2 separate regions of the Homo sapiens genome follow, and region 2 is linked to region 1. Evidence: chromatin loops called from intact Hi-C (ENCODE). Cell type or tissue: heart right ventricle. All regions are shown on one strand. Links, peaks and the distances in the headings refer to the core of each region. The heading gives the core; the rest is flanking DNA. Region 1 holds the start of ALPI (alkaline phosphatase, intestinal). Region 2 has its middle 8.4 kb from the start of PRSS56.

What was found. Hi-C counts contacts between places; a loop is a spot of excess contacts. Peaks named below come from ENCODE experiments on the same cell type or tissue, not always from the same donor. Only the 100,000 strongest peaks of a DNase experiment are listed, where the experiment ranks them.
Region 2: it touches region 1 in a loop (3.0-fold over the local background); 78 of 110 quality-filtered maps call a loop at or near these places.

What each region holds. Positions count from the first base shown.
Region 1 is chr2:232,454,128-232,462,450 of GRCh38, reverse strand. It overlaps ALPI (alkaline phosphatase, intestinal), which reads right to left and starts at 6,298. Exons shown (of 11, transcript NM_001631.5): 1 at 6,185-6,298; 2 at 5,986-6,102; 3 at 5,756-5,871; 4 at 5,378-5,552; 5 at 5,129-5,301; 6 at 4,752-4,886; 7 at 4,584-4,656; 8 at 4,319-4,453; 9 at 4,043-4,234; 10 at 3,703-3,819; 11 at 1,698-3,591. The coding sequence starts at 6,251. The coding sequence ends at 3,305. In heart right ventricle, for the core only: no CTCF peak of the experiment used is centred there; no DNase peak of the experiment used is centred there; H3K27me3 peaks cover 5,524 bases.
Region 2 is chr2:232,507,866-232,516,188 of GRCh38, reverse strand. No RefSeq gene overlaps it. Among named protein-coding and RNA genes, the nearest start is that of PRSS56, 8.4 kb to the left of the region's middle. In heart right ventricle, for the core only: no CTCF peak of the experiment used is centred there; no DNase peak of the experiment used is centred there; H3K27me3 peaks cover 1,458 bases.

The sequences.
Region 1 (8,323 bases), core at 111-8,110:
TAGAATGTTGCAGACCATCAGTGGGCTAATGTTATAAAGCCAAGACTGTGGCATTACAGTAGAATCTTTCCCATACTTGGTAAGGAGATTGGGTGGACCATGAAAACTTTCCAGCCACACAGAATGACTTATCTTCATAGCAAAATACCGAAGAGGGTTGCCCCAAGTTCCCCTCCCTCTCTGCTTGACTTTCCCTCCCTCCTTATTTATTTATTTATTTTTAGACGGAGTCTCACTCTGTCGCCCAGGCTGGAGTGCAGTGATGTGATCTCAGCTCACTGCAACCTCCGCCTCCTGGGTTCAAGTGATTCTCCTGCCTCAGCCTCTTAAGTAGCTGGGGCTACAGGCGCCCGCCACCAAGCCCGGCTAATTTTGTGTATTCTTAGTAGAGACGGGATTTCACCGTGTTAGCCAGGATGGTCTCAATCTCCTGACCTCGTGATCCGCCCACCTCGGCCTCCCAAAGTGCTGGGATTATAGGTGTTAGCCACCGTGCCTGGCCCTCCCTCCTTATTTTTAAAAAATTTATCAGTAATTTTTAATGTATGTCTGTTTCTGCTTCCCTGTGATTAACTCTTTTTTTTTCCTGTGAATATTCTTTTTTAAAAGTTTAGATTCAGGGGTACATGTGCTTGTTTATTACATGGGTAGACTGCATACTGGTGGAGATTAGGCTTCTAGTGAACCCAATACCCATATAATGAGCTTGTACCCGATAGGTAATTTTTAAATCCTCACCCCCACTCCCACCTCCCTCCTTCTTTTTTTTGAGAGGGAGTCTCGCTCTGTCACCCAGGCTGGAGGCAGTGATGTGATCTCGGCTCCCTGCAACCTCCGCCTCCAGGTTCAAGCAATTCTCCTGTCTCAGCCTCCGGAGTAGCTGGGATTATAGGCCCCCACCACCACGCCTGGCTAATTTTTGTCTTTTCAGTAGAGACAGGGTTTCACCATGTTGACCAGGGTGGTCTCAAACGCCTGACCTCAAATGATCCGCCCGCCTCAGCCTCCCAAAGTGCTGGGATTACAGGTGTACGGCACCATGCCTGGCTAATTTTTGTATATTTAGTAGAGATGGGATTTCCATGTTGATCAAGCTGGTCTCGAATTCCTGACCTCAAATGATCTGCCCACATTGGCCTCCCGAGTGTTAGGATTACAGACGTGAGCCACTGCGCCCGGGCTCCCTCCTTCCTAAAGACCAAAATGCTGACACTTTTGAGATGACAAGAGCTGTCTGTTTTAGGCAATCAGGAAAAAGCTTGAAAAATAATTGTACTTTTCTTGCATCTGCTCCTTCAAGGTAAAGATGTCCTTTCAATGAAAAAATGAGAAAGTAATCATCTTGGAATGAAAACTCATGCCAAAGAAAACATTTTTTAGAACCAAAGTTTGAGAATGTTTTCATTGACATGTGAATTTTGTGGTAAAAAATGTATTTGACTGATAAAACCCTGATCCCTACACATTTAAAAAAACTTGAAAGCAGATTATATATTCGAATCTGTTTTTTAAAATTTAGATATAATTTACATACCATAAAATTCATCCTTTTATTTCATTTTTTAGACACAGATTTTCGCTATGCTTCCCAGGCTGGAGTCCTATGGCTATTCACAAGTGGGATCATGGTCCTCCAATATTTTTGTGACAGCTACTAAAACCCAGAATTAAAAAAGAACTACCCTGAGAGTCAGGCCTTCAAACTGATGTTTTACAATTTTATTTCAAGGTTTTAGTAAATAAGAAAGCATATTGAATGATGTTACTATTTCTTGCAAAAGCAAGATGCTTTTTTGCACCTTTGTAAATGTACAAATAAATTTGTAATACTGCAAAATTTGCTGGAAAATGTGGTTGATTTCACCTTTATTCTTTTCAATGTTCTCTTGGAGCAGGTGTGTACTCACTAAGTATGGCTGTATTGGGATGGGCGCTCCAGAATACTTTCAGAGGGAGGTCAGAAACACCTGGAGTCAGCTCCTTCCCCAGCTTTCACCTGAGCCTGCCACCACCCCCACCCTCTGCCCAAAAGACCAGACCCTTCTCCTGGCAGCAGCCAGAGTGCTTATTTCCCAACCAGGGCAGGTCACAGCCCTCCTCAAAGACCTCCAACCACACCCCTCTAACCAGACTTCACAGTCCCCCATGCACACCCCACTCTCCTGACCCCTCAGGCTTTCCCCACTCTGCCCACCCACCCCCACCCCTCTGATCCAGCCCTTGGCCTCCCAGAGCACCTGCTGACACTGCCCCAGGGCGTTTGCACTGCTGTGCTGCCTTGCTCAAGCCCCCACTCTGTTCAAGTCTCTTGCTCAATCATCTGCCCCTCAGCAGTACCTCCTGGCCTGCGTTATCCACCTCTCCAGATACTGTGCCCACACTCACTCATGATTTTTCTCCTAGGAAGTAGTACTGGCATTACATTGTCTAACACCTTTTATTATTGCTTTGTCTCCTAGGAGAATGGAGACCTTGAGGAGGCAGGGGAGTCTTCCTTGTTGAGAAATCTATGCCCAGCATCCAGATGTCCCGGGAGGGCCCATGGGCTCTGGGTTGCTGCCCTGTACCCAGAGCTCCTCAAGCGCTCCTTGGATCTGGTGACCTGGAATGGGCACTGGGGGGCAGGAAGCATCTGAGTGGCTGTGACTTGGGGCAAGCCTCTGCCTCATTGGTCCCTTGGTCAGGTGCAGGGGTGTGGAATGATCCTAGTGGGGAGACAGCAGAGGACTGTGTCAAAGCCCCCCTGGGAATCCCCGATCCAGTAGCCTCCTTGGGTGGGTTGCAGGGTTGCCGGAAGCTTCTCTTCTTCAGGTGTCCTGATCCACCCAAGTCCTTGGGTCTACCAGGTGCTGCCAGGATTGAAGCTAAGACGGTGGGGCACGCGGTCTGGGTGTGTCGTGTCCCACGATGGGGGACGTCTCTGGGTCCAGGCCTGCTTGGTCTTCCTTAGGATAGAGGCAGGGTGGGGGTTGGGTGGTTTTGGTCCCTTTATTGTCTGGGGTGCAGGCAGCCGCATGGCACAAATCTGCAGTCTCTGGGGTTGGGAGGAAGAATCAGAGAACAACCTGAGGGGAGGTCCTGGAAGTCCCAGGCTCAGCTCCCAGGGCGCCCTGGGCTCCTGCTCCCTGAAGGGGATGCGGAGGGAAGAAGGGCCCCGCTGCGCCAGCTGAGGCTGGTTTATCTCTAGGAGGTGAAGGTCCAACGGCAGGACACCTGTGTGTGTTCGCTGGAAGTGGCGGCTCAGGACGGGGAACAGGGCAGGACGCCCGGAGGTGGGGAGCAGGATAACTCCGGAGTGGGGCACTCAGGGAGCAGCGGACGCCCCCAGCAGCAGCAGGGTCCCGGCCAGCAGTGGCAGCGACGCGGCAACTGGGTGCGCGGCGTCGGTGGTGCAGGCGGGAGGCGCCAGGTCGCAGGCCGTGTAGGGCTCCAGACAGGCAGCGAAGGCCATGACATGCGCTACGAAGCTCTGCTCCTGCACACCATGCACCAGGTGCGCCTGCGGGCCGCGCGCAAACACCGCCACGTCTTCGCCTCCGTGGGTCTCGGACGACAGGGGCACCGCCGCCTGCTGCTGGTAATCGGGGCTCCCTGGTAGGAGGGTGAGTGCACTTCAGGGCAGGCAGGCGGCGTCCCCCTCCCGCGAATGCCCCCATCCCTGGCACCCTGGTCCCCCTGCACGGGCCATTCAGCCTCACTCACCGCTCTCGCTCTCATTCACGTCTGGTCGCACGCCTGAGTTGAACACGTAGCCCGGGCCATTGCCGTACAGGATGGACGTGTAGGCTTTGCTGTCCTGAGCCTTGCTGGGGGCCAACCCTGTAGGGAGATGCGGGTCCCTGTAGTTGAGCTGACCACAGCTGTGGGAGTGCCTCCTATGTGCCAGGCACCGCCACTTTTTGCCTGTTCGGGGGCTCGGTCCTCACAAGATCCCTATAGGGCTGGTGCCAGCATTGCACACTTTTGACAGAGGAGGAAACTGAAGCTCAAACTTCACCCTCATAATTGATGCAGCAGCACCTGCCACTCTCCCCAGGCCTACCGAAGATGGAGCTCCCTCGCAAGGTGTAGCCACCAAAGGAGAAGACATGGGAGTGGTCAGCGGTGACGAGGGTCAGCGTGTCCTCCTCGCTGGTGAGCTGGCCCGCCCTCTCAATGGCGTCGTCGAACATGACCGCCTCAGTGAGTGCCTGGTAAGCCACACCCTCATGATGACCATGGTCGATGCGGCCGCCTGCAGGAAGGCCAGAGGGGGGTGATGCTTGAACCTGCCCTGCCGCGCCCCGCCTTCCTCCACTCCCCAGGGGCCACCACGCACCCTCCACAAAGAGGTAGAAGCCGCGGGGGTTCCTGCTCAGCAGGCGCAGGGCAGCCTCTGTCATCTCCATCAGGGAGGGGTCCAGTGTGGGGTCTCGGTGGATCTCATATTTCGTGTCTCCGGGCTCAAAGAGGCCTGTGGGACAAGGAGCTTGGTGGTGATTGGCAGGCTGTGAGCGGGAGGGTGCTGGCAAATGGGCACACAGGCTCGGATGGCACCCTCTGAGGTTGTCTGAGGAATGCCAGGGCAGGAAGGGGGTCATTACCCATGAGATGGGTCACAGACTGGTCCAGGGACGCCTGCATGAGCTCAGTGCGGTTCCACACATACCAGGCACCCTGCAGGGACAGAGCCAGGCTTCAGCCCACAGCCCTGAGACCCACACACTTGGCCTCCCCCTGCCGTGCCTCCCACACCCACCAGCCCCCATCACCTGGTGCTTTGCCAGCCATTCCTGCACCAGGTTCTTCCCGTCCAGCCTGATTCCATTCTGGCTGGCATCAGCTGGGTACTCAGGGTCTGGGGTCCCCATGGGAAACATGTACTTGCGGCCTCCGCCAAGGATCACCTGAGGACAATGGATGGGGCAGGTGGTTTGGGGGCCTGGCTGGCCCCGTGCCCCCTCCTCATGCATAGCCCCTGGCTCCCCTCCCCAGGGCTGTGGGAATGGCCCAGCCTGTATTGCACATTCTACATCCCCAACTCCACCTCCAGAACCTGCTGACCCAGATCAGGCTTTTGGTTGCCTGGATCTGAGCCTGTGCCACCTTCCCCTCTGCCCAGCCCCAGCCCTTGGCCCGGGGGTCGCACGTCAATGTCCATGTTGGAGATGAGCTGAGTGGCGATGTCCTGGCACCCCTCCTGGCGGGCTGAGGCAGGCATGTCAGCATCTGAGTACCAGTTGCGGTTCACTGTGTGTGCGTAGGTGCCGGCTGGCGAGGCGTGCTGCACCCGTGTGGTGGTCACCACTCCTACTGACTTTCCTGAGGGTGACAGAGGTCAGGATCGGTGACCGAGATCTTGGGCCTGGTCCTGACCCCACAGCGGGCCCCAGCTCACCTGCTTGCTTGGCCCGGTTCATCACGGAGATGACCTCATTGCCGCGTGTCGTGTTGCACTGGTTAAAGCGGGCGGCTGCACTCAAGCCGATGGTCTGGAAGTTGGCCTTGACCCCGCACAGGTAGGCCGTGGCTGTGGCTGCGCTGTCTGGCACCTGTCTGTCCACATTGTATGTCTGCGAACGGAGACACCCTGAGCTCTACTTCGGGGCGGACACCCAGACCCCAACCAAGGACCTGGTTCTGGTCCTCTGGGATCCTAACTGCTCCCAGCTCCTAACTTAGGCCCCAGCTGTCCTGGCTCCCTCCCTCCTGCCACACTCCATATCCTTGATCCCTCTCCTCTGCTTGGAGGACTCTGAGGTGGCCCAGCCCTTACCTTGGACAGAGCCAGGTATGGGAAGCGGTCCATGGCCAGGGGCGTCTCAGGCCCCAGTTTGCCATTCTTCTGCCCCTTTAGGATCCTGGTGGCTGTCACCGTGGGCACCCCCAACCCTGAAGGAGCAGAAATGTGTGAGTCCTGGGCCCCAGGGTTGTCCTGGAACCACTGAAGGTCCCGGGTGCCGGGGCTGTGAGGACTACGGGGCTGGACAGGCCTTGCTCACTCACCATCGCCCAGGAAGAGGATGAGGTTCTTGGCGACCTTCTGGATGGGCTGCAGCTTCTTGGCAGCATCCAGGGCCTCAGCTGCCTGGCGGTTCCAGAAGGCCGGGTTCTCCTCCTCAGCTGGCCAGGGGGAGAGTAGAGATCAGGTCAGCCTGGCTGAGGGGGTGCCCTGTGTGTGGAACAGCTTGGGGAGCCTCATTACCTGGGATGACGCCCAGGGAGAGCTGTAGCCTCAGGCCCAGCAGCAGCAGCACCCAGGGCCCCTGCATGTCTTGGGGGCAGCAGGAGGGAGGCGAAGTGGGGACACCAGGAACCGGCTGCAGCGCAGGCTGCCTGGGTTTAAATCAGGGGAGGACTTTGCCCCTGGCTGTAAATGCTCCACGTCCCTCCCCACACCCCTGGTGTCCATCTTGACCCCGCCCAGTCCTGTGACCTGAAGCCAAGCTTGCTGAAGGGAAGGGACTGGGTGTGGCTCACAGTGTCTTGTGGGAGACGCGTTGCCACTCCTTCATTCACCTCATTCAAGGTGTGAAGAGAGGTGAGACTGGAAACACACAGCCTAGGCCAGGGCCCGGGTTAGGGCTCGTAATGTCACGAGCCCCAGAGGAGTGTGAAAGGAGGCACACTGGGTGGCCTGGCTGCCCTAGAACCCACTTGGTGTATATGGGTGCCCACACCTATGTCCTGAGGACGCAGGCTGGGAAGGGGCCAGTGCTCTGGGTCAGCCAGACCTGGGCTGGGTCTTCCAGAGCAGCCTGTGCACTTGAGGTTGACCCCTGTTCCCTTGCACAGGTAGATGGAGCCTGGGGTGAGTCTGTTTTCCATGGGCCCCGGGGAACACCCAGAAGTGTAGCCTCTGATAAGGAGTTCAGAGAGTTTGGTAACCTCAGGCTGAGTTCAAAAGTATTGCTTCAGTCCAGACATCCCACTCTGAGTGTGTAGCCAAAGGAATGCGAACTAGGGACTCGAACAGATAACTGCACACCCATGTTCCCAGCAGCATTATCCACAGCAGCCAAGAGCTGGAAGCTACCCAAGTGTCCAGCAAAAGAGAAATGGAGAAACCAAACAGGGTGCACACATACAATGGAGTATCACGCAGCCTTGAAAACAAAGGCGACCCTGACACCTGCTACAACATGGATGAACCTTAGGACATTATGCTCAGTGAAATATACCAGTGCAAAAGAACAAATACGCACGAACACACTTCTCTGAGGTCCCGAGGGGAGTCAAATACATAGAGACAGAAGTGGAATGGAGGTTGCCTGAGGCTGAGGGAGGAGGCAATGGGTTAGGGTTGGGGTTAGGGTTAGAGTTGGAGTTTAATAGGGACAGAGCTTCAAGGTTGCAGGATGAGAATGTTCTGGAGATCAGCTGCACAACACTGTGCGTGTACTCAACACTGCCGCCCTGTACACTTGAAAATGGTGAAGGAGGTAAACTTGATGTACCGTGTTTTGTAGCACAATTCAAAAACTGGTTCAAGAAGAAAAGGCTCCTCCAGCTCCACCCACCCCAGCCCAACCACAGCAGCCCCTTCTCCACTCGAGCCTGTTTACCTCAAACCCCAGGCTTGGCCCTCAGAACCCAGGGGACCTCACCTGCTGCCCAGCCTCTGCCTGCCCTGCCCCACTCCCCACCACGCCTAGGGCCTCCCTCAGGCCGAGCTTTCCCGGGTCCTCCTGCCTGCGCCCTCCTGGCTTCCCGGTGGTCGTCCTGGGGCTCTCAGGGAAGATGTCGCTCTCATAGGTCCTTCTTGCCCCCTGCTTGTTGCCCCCTTAGTTTCCTCTACCTCCTGCTTCATCTTGCTGAGTTAGGAACATTCTTGGCTGAAAGTCAGAGGAGACTCACTAATGGGTCTCCTCAATTAATTGATTGATTGATTCCAAAGTCAAGGTGAGTCAGGAGGCTTTATAGCCACCCTGAGTTTCATGTTTAAGTTGGAATTTTTGACAGAACTATAGATTCACAAGTAGTTGTAAGAAATAATACAAGCTGGGTGCGGTGGCTCATGCCTGTAATCCCAGCACTTTGGGAGGCCGAGGTGGGTGGATCATGAGGTCAGGAGATCAAGGCCATCCTGGCTAACACAGTGAAACCCCATCTCTACTAAAAATACAAAAAATTAGCTGGGTGTGGTGGCATGCACCTGTAGTCCCAGCTACTTGGGAGGCTGAGGCAGAAGAATCACTTGAACCTGGGAGGTGGAGGTTGCAGTGAGCTGAGATCATGCCACTGCACTCCAGCCTGGGTGGCAGAGTGAGACTCTGTCTCAAAAAAAAAAAAAAGGGAAATAATACAAGAGGCCCTACGTAGTGGCTCACCCCTGCAATCCTAG
Region 2 (8,323 bases), core at 175-8,174, 54 kb before region 1:
GATGGGAGGGTGGGACCTGCAGCTAGGCCAGCTTTGCTGACTACAGTGCGGCTGCCCCATGAAGTTGTGAGGGGAGGTTGAGGTAAGGTCTTCTTGGCCTGAGACCATGATTCAGAGCTTGGCATGGAGATTCAATTGCACCTCCATGTGACTTTGGGTGAATCTCTTCCTGTTATGGGCGGAATCGTGTCCCTAAAAAGACATGTGGAAGTTCAACCAGTACTTCAGACTATGACCTTATTCAGAAATAAGGTTGCTGCAGTTGTAGTTAGTTAATAATGAGGTCACACCGGGCCCTTCATCCAATAGGCTGGTGTCCTTACAAGAAGACACAGAGACAGAGACACACAAGTGAATGTCATGTGACAAGAGAGGCGGAGGCTGGAGGGATGCAATTCAAGCTGGGGAATGCCAAGGACAGCTAGCAATAACCGGAGCTATGAGAAGGGCATGGAACAGGTTCTCCTGGAGAGGCTTCAAGAGAGCAGGGCTCCACTGACACCGTGTTTTCAGACTTCTCGCCTCCAGAACTGTGAAAGAATAAATTTCTGTCGTCTGAAGCCACCCAGTTTGTGGTAACTTGTAACAGCAGCCCTCGGAAACAAATATACTTCTCCTCTCTCAACCTCATGTCCTCATCTGGGAAATAGGCTAGTAACCCCCATCTTGTTGGTGGGGATTCAAGGAGCTGACACAGTTAGGCCTCCTGCAAAGGGCTGCCAGGGACTGTGGTCGTTGCTCTAGATCAGCTCTTTGTAAATGTGACGGAATCGATAAGTGCTGTTTCCCTGCATGAATATAGAGAGGGCAGGGAGGGCCTGAGCTTGGGAGACAGCAAGGGAGCTGTGGGAGAGCAGAGAATGAGACAGGATGGGATGCGAAACTGCAGAAGGGGCGGCGGCTCCCCAGGTTGTGTGTGGCCTGGGCCCTAGTTTGTCTGAGTAGGAGCTCGCTTCTCCCCATGGGGCCTTCCTCATGGATTGCCTGTCCCTTTCAGCTTTTCAGCTTTGCTTTCTGTTCTGACCTTCCCTATTCCCCATGGGCTGAACTTGGCCTTTTTTTTTTTTTTTTTTTGAGACAACTTGTTGCTATATTGCCCACGCTGGTCTTGAACTTCTAGGTTCAAGTAATCCTCCTGCTTCAGCCTCCCAAAGTGTTGGAATTACAGGCATGAGCCACCATGCCTGGCCTGTATTTGACTTTAAGAGGGCTCTGAAGAGGCAGGGGTGCTGTCTAGCCCAGAAGGGAGCACTGCTGAAGCTGGGGCGCCTGCAGGCTCTGTGGTTCTCTGAGAATGGAGTGATCCTGGAACTGTATCCAGGGCTTTCCTTAGTAGGTGAGACCCCTGGCCTCCCTGCCCTCCCCTCACTCAATATTTTGGGCACGGATACATCCAGACCACCACTGATGCCACTGAAGACCACTGTTCAATCCTGTGATAAAAGAATGCAAACCATTTCACAATTTTGCTTGTTTCCTCTCCTGTTCTTCTTTTTTGTCTTTTGTCTTTTTTCTTGTGATCTCCATAAGTTTCCTTTCCTTTTTTTCAGTCTGGCTGACGGCTGTGTTTCTTTGAAATTTGCTAATTTAACACCTTCAATTTCTATGCTACTATTCCCATTTTCCCCTCCTCCTACATAGTAGACTCTCCCTGATCAGTATTTCCCATTGCTATTGCTTTCAAATCTTTTTGTTAACTTAGATGATTTTTTTTTTGAGATGGAGTTTTGCCCTTGTCACCCAGGCTGGAGTGCGGTGGCATGATCTGGGCTCACTGCAAACTCTGCCTCCCAGGTTCAAGCGATTCTCGTGCCTCAGCCTCCTGAGTAGCTGGGGCTCCTGTGTAGCATGGGTGTGTGCTACCATGCCCGGCTTATTTTGTATTTTTAGTAGAGATGGGGTTTCACCATGTTGGCCAGGCTGGTCTCAAATTCCTGACCTCAAGTGATCCACCCGCCTCGGCCACCCAAAGTGCTGGGATTACAGGCATGAGCCACCGCGCCCAGCCTTAGATGATCTTTTTAGAAAACACCATCTCTCTGATGTAGAGATGGTTCTTGGAGTCATGTGGTTCTCTTCATGGTTGCTTCATTTACTGCTGCCAACATAAACTCAAATTAGATTTAATAAGTCATATTAAAATTTTCAATAGGATCCCTCCTTACAGCAAATTTCTAGCAATCTATCTCTCTAAACTTATCTGCATCAATGTAAAAAGAAATTTCTGGAAATGGTGGTTATTTATTAATGATGGCTTAATTTCTGAAATTGAGGTTTATTTTATTGTGTTTTGCTTTTCACTTTCTTCTGTGTGCTTTCCTGTGTTACTTGAATTCTTTAAAATCAGCAGGTAGCATTTATACAAATACGAAACATCAAGAGTAAAAAAGAAAAGGACAGGCACCAAGTAGAAATCTTTTCAATAAGACAGTTTATTGATATAATATTTCACCGAGTAAATACTCATTAATGTCAAAAGCTGGTTGAGTAAAGGGAATTTCATGTAGTTCGATGTATTACAATGTATCAAACCTTCATAATAACTGCTTAAGGCAGGTGTCATCAGACCCATTTTACAGATGAGGCCACTGAGGCTCGGAGAAGTTGATTGACCTAGCTGAGACCACACTGCTAGGAACTGGAGAAGAGATGGAAGGCTGTTCTGCCTGCTGCCAGAGGCCACACCCTCAACCTCTGCCCAGCCCTGCCTTGGGAGTCCACAAGTGCCTTCTGACTGCTAACCCTGCAGGGGTTTGCTAAGGTAGCCACACAAAGGTTGAAGCTTCTTGAAATGGATGAAACGGTTGGGGCCGAGGCTTTGTCTTCCCTTGCAGGGGACTCAGCTGTGTGAGGCAGGAGTGGGTGAGGCAGAACAGCTGAGAAGACATATAGGCGTGGGGTTGGGGCCAGCAGATGATGGGAGGGACCTAAAGGGGAGAGGAAGAGGAGAAACCAGAGACACGGGTGCCACCAAAGTTCCTCCAGTGTCCCTTCTGCATCCATCTTGCACCCCCAGACTGGCAACCTCCTCAGAGCCTCTGAGGTTGGAGAGGCCTCGTGGGGGTGCCCCAGCTACTATCTCCTTCTATGTCCAGCTACCAGGCATGGAGCAGGAAGGGGTGGGTGCATAGGTCAGGGGGCCCTCCGCAAGGCCTCACTTACCCTCCTGCTGGGCATGTCCAGCCCCCTGCCCAGAGCTCCCAGCCTCATCACTCAGGGCCAGGTGGAGGCCATGTAGGGTGCAGGGAGAGCTTACAAAGCCAATAAATCCCCCAAGGCAATTACAGTGATGAGCGAGGCATAAACAAGGCGCTTTACCTGCCGCAGCCAACCCTCCCCTGCACACACGTGCGCATGCACACACACGGGAACACACACACACACACATACACACGCACACATGCTGGAGTCAGCCCATTTGCAGGGTAATGGCTTTGCGACAGCAGAAATTATCTGCAGCATTAGAGGCAGCCTGGCCAGGCAGGGCAAGCTGGGGGCGGGGCCTCAGGATGAACCTGGGGGATACTAAGAGAGGAAGCAGGTGCCCGCAGGCTAGGGTCTGGGCCCCTGGAAACACTGCAGGGCTGGGGGGAGTGGGTGCAGGCTGCAAAGGGCTTGGTGAGGGCCAGACCAAGTGGAGGGTCCCTGCCCACCCCTGCCCACAGCTCTTTCCCTTTCGACTTCCAAGGCCTGTAAGTGGGCAGATAACTGGGAGCAGCGGTGTCTCAGGACCTGAAATCATAGCTGAGCAGCCACTTGCTCCTGTCCTGGCCTGAAAGCCACGTCCTTTTCCCTAGCCCCAGGGAGGCCACACTTGGTGGCCTAGAGAGAGGGGCATGGGGTGATTAAGGAATGAAAGGGAGCCCCCGAAAGGAGGATGCGTGTTGCGGGGGTGGTGAGGGGGTGGCAGGGTTTGCCTTAGCTGATTGTTTCCCTCCGTGACTGTCATGGGAATCAGGTCTGGGCTGCCCAGCAGTTCTGGGGAGGAGGGGGCTCCAGAGGAAGGACCTCCTCCTTCCCCAGGTCAGGAAACTGAAAAGAGCCACCACCTGGATCTTCGGAAGAGACCTCTGGCTGCCCGTTTTAGGCCAAGGACAGGAGGGCTAATCTTCCCCTACACCCCTTTAGCCAGCTAGCATTGGTAGGGGCAGCAAAACCAATAAAGAGAGTGGGGCAAGCTGGGCTCCCAGGCCTATGGGACTTTGAGGTTCACAGTGATGTGGGGGTGGCAACAGTCCCAGGGGTCCTTAGCATCCTGCCCCAGGGCTTGGCTAGACCTGGCATCTGCGGTGGGGGTGCTCGCTGGGGAATCATGCCTGTCAGCCTGACAATAAAGCTGGGCTCTGTGACTCTGGCAGCAACGGAGCATCCTGCCCACCTGCGGGCACACCCAGATTGCATTTGCTGAAATAAATTGCTGGAGAAAATAAATCCCACACACATGATTAATGGGAGGCAGGGAGGCAGGCAGCCAGCATGAGGAGCCACTGGGGACAGAGTGACAGTTGGGCACAAAGCCAGCACAGCCACGGGGCCTCCGGGAAAGGGCTGTAGCAACTGTATGGCTACCAGGGTCACTGTGGTCCCTGCCACTGCCACTGCACAGGGGACCTGACCGCGCAGGCTGACAAGGCCCCTGGGGACTCAGGCTGGCCCCCAGCTTGGCTCTGCATCACTGCAGGTGGTGTGGAGGGGCCGATCCTGGGCTTGCTACTGTGACCTGGGCCGGACCACGCCTCCTGGGGACTGGGGACCCCACGGACCAGAGCAGGGAAGAAATCAAGCCAGGATGTTGGCAAGAGGGGTGGGGGTGAGGGGTAAGGACTTCCCAGCTGGCCAGCTGTGAGTCCTTGAGCAAACTACCTCCTGTCTCTGAGCCTCCATCTCCCCATCTGCTCAATGGAGCTAATACCAGGGCCTCCCTCAGAAGGTTGTTGAGGGGCTCAGCTCAGGCCACCCAGCCAAAGCAGCTGCTAGGGTGCTGGGCACACAGGGGGCTGTCCCAGATGACAAAGGTGTGCTCAGCATCTATGACATGCCCATGCTGCACTGAGAACTGGGGCACAGTCCCTGCCCTCATGGAGCTAATAGCCTGGTGGTAGACAAATGGTAAAAAAGTAATAATAGTAAGGACTGGCCGGGTGTGGTGGCTCACGCCTGTAATTCCAGCACTTTGGGAGGCTGAGGCGGGTGGATCACGAGGTCAGGAGATCGAGACCATCCTGGCTAACATGGCGAAACCCCATTTCTACTAAAAATACAAAACATTTAGCCAGGCTACTCGGGAGGCTGAGGCAGGAGAATGGCGTGAACCCGGGAGGCGGAGCTTGCAGTGAGTCAAGATTGCACCACTGCACTCCAGCCTGGGTGACAGAGCAAGACTCTGTCTCAAAAAAAAAAAAAAACCACCAAAAAAAAAAGTAAGGACTACGTAAGTCATCTCAAATGCACACGGCGCTGTGTAGGAGAAGCCTTGAGTGCTGGGGACAGGGGAAGGGGCTTGCTTACACTCTGGAGGTCAGGGCAGGCTTCCTGGGGGAGAGGGCACTGAACACAAGTGAATTTATGGCAAAAATCCAATAGTTTGATTTTGGTGAGTCTGTTGAGAAACAGTCTCATTCATTGCTTTTAGGAGAGTCACAGTGAGAGTTGACAATGCCTACACAAATACCTACCCACAGTACACACACTCTTATTCTCCTTTTAATTTTTATTTTCTCTTAAATGAGACAGGGCCTCATTCTGTCACCTAGGCTGGAGTGCAATAGCGTGGCCACGGCTCACTGTAGCCTTGACCTCCTGGGCTCAAGTGATCCTCCTTCCTCAGCCTCCTGAGTAGCTGGGACCACAGGCGTTTGCCACCATATCCAGCTAAGTTTTAAAATTTTTTATAGAGAAGAGGTCTAGCTGTGTTGTCCAGGCTGGTCTTGAACTCCTGAGCTCAAGAATCCTCATGCCTCGGCCTCCCAAAGTGTCATGCCATCGCACCTGGTCTCACGCATTCTTATTCTTTAGTACTCCCACTTCAGAGCATTTTGTCCTACAGATATGTAGAAAAACACAGTTATAAAATGACAGATGTACAAAGATGTTCACTGCAACATTGACAGAAAGAACAAAAAAGAAAAGTAGCAACAACTCAGGTAGTGATGGAGGAAGGACTCAGTTGAATAAACCGTGTACGAGACTGGGAATGATGACTCATGCCCGTCATCCCAGCATTTTGGGAGGCTGAGGTGGGAACTGCTTGGGGCCAGGAGTTTTGAGACCAGCCTGGGCAAGATGGCGAGATCCCCATATCTGCAAAAAAAACAAAAAAATTTTTTTTTTAATTAGCTAGGCATTGGCTGGCTGCGGTGGCTTATGCCTGTAATCCCAGAAACTTGGGAGGCTGAGGCAGGTGGATCACTTGAGGTCAGGAATTCGAGATCAGCCTGGCCAACATGGTGAAACCCCGTCTCTACTAAAAATACAAAAATTAGCCAGGCATGGTGGTGCACGACTGTAATCCCAGCTACTCAGGAGGCGGAGGCACCAGAATTGCTTGAACCCGGGAGGCGGAGGTTGCAGTAAGCCAAGATTGTGCCACTGCACTCCAACCTGGGTGAAAGAGGAAGACTCTGTCTCAAAAATAAAAATAAAAGTAAATAAATAGGCTGGGCATGGTGGCATGCACCTGTAATCCTACGTACTCAGGAGGCTGAAGTATCACTTGAACCCAGGAATTTGAAGTTGCAGCGAGTTATGATTGTACCACTGCACTCTAGTCTGGGTGACAGAGAGAGATGAAATACTATACAGCTGTGAAAAAAGAATGAGGAATCTATTGCTGTGGAAAGAACGTCAAGATAGATTAAGTGAAAACAAAATGAGGAACAGTGTACTCAAATGAGGAACATTCTACTTTTTGTGTGAGAAAGGACAAAAAGAAAAGCACATAATTTGTTTTAGACTACACACAGAATTAAAGTAGCCCCCTGGGGTTATGGGGTGGAAGAGGAAACCAGGTACATGGGAATGGGAGTGGAACTTTGAATTGCTTTGATTTTTTAATTATATGGGTGTATTATCCACAGAAAAAAAAATGTAAAGATATTTCAGGGACTTTGTTTCTTTCTGGAGGGCAGAGGGCACATGACTGGAGGTGCTGGGGTAGGGAGCTGGTTCAGGGATAAACCTCAACCTGAGGTGGCCTGGCAGTGCCGAATGAATATCAAAGTATCAAAGTGCCAGATGAGTCCAAACAAACCATGTTTAGGAACAGTTGGTCCATGGAACCTTCAGGAAGCGATGGAGGCTCAGAGAGAAGAGGGTGTGCAGCAGGTGTGGCCCTACCGGGCCCCAGACTTGGCCCTCCGCCCACACTAAGGCCAAGGACTCGGAGGGTAGGGACTGAGGGAGTGACCAGAAAAGCTGACCGTGGATGGAGGTGCAGCGGCACTGGGAAGCGAGTCTCTGGTGGGACACCTGTCACTCACCCAGTGTGGCTGTGGGTGTGTGTGTGAGCTGGTTGGGGGGCAGGGGTCTGTGGTCAGGGCAAGAAGCACTGGGAGGTCAGGAGAGATAAACGATCACCTTGCGGGGACATGCTGGTTCCCCGCTGAACCACTGAACTGCTGGATTCTGAGCCACAAGGCCTGAGGCCCGAAGACCCTCCCCACCTCTACCCTGAGGAAGCCCCTCCTCCCCACCTGCCAGGCTGGAGGGTCCCAGGGCCCACCTGGGTGAGCAGGTGTGGGGGTGCCTCCTGGTGGCGCTCAGTGAGAGTCACAGGCCTCGAAGGACTAGGAAGTCCTGGGCAGCCCTGGGCCAAATTCCAGGACCCCACAAGGGCTGGGAGCTAGATAAAACCAAAGGGTCCAAGCCGGGAGATTTAGGGAGAGATCTTGGGGCAAGTGAAGGAAAATCTCAGTGGCTGTGGATGCCCCAGTACCCATCTCCCCATGAAAAGCCCAACCCTCCTCCCTCAGCCTACCCAGCAGGACACAGCCTCTCTGCCTCGGAGGTTTCTGGGGCTCAGGGAGGTGAGCCTTCTGCTTTTCCTGACTTCCCATTATCTTTCCACTCTGCCCCCCTCCTTCTCCAAAGCTGCCTTTCCTGTTTCCAAATCACCCCCTCTCTGTTCAAGCTGCGCACCAGGCAGCTTTGCCCACGTGTGCAATCCCAAGTGAGCACAGTGCAGGGTCCGCTACCAACGCCGCAGCCTCCTTGTTCAACAGTTATTAAGCAATTCACAGGGGCAACAGCACAGCGGGACACCAGGTGGGGGCCGTCTGCAGCGGGCAGCTCCGTGAGCTGAGCAGGGCAGGGGCTAGCACTGCAG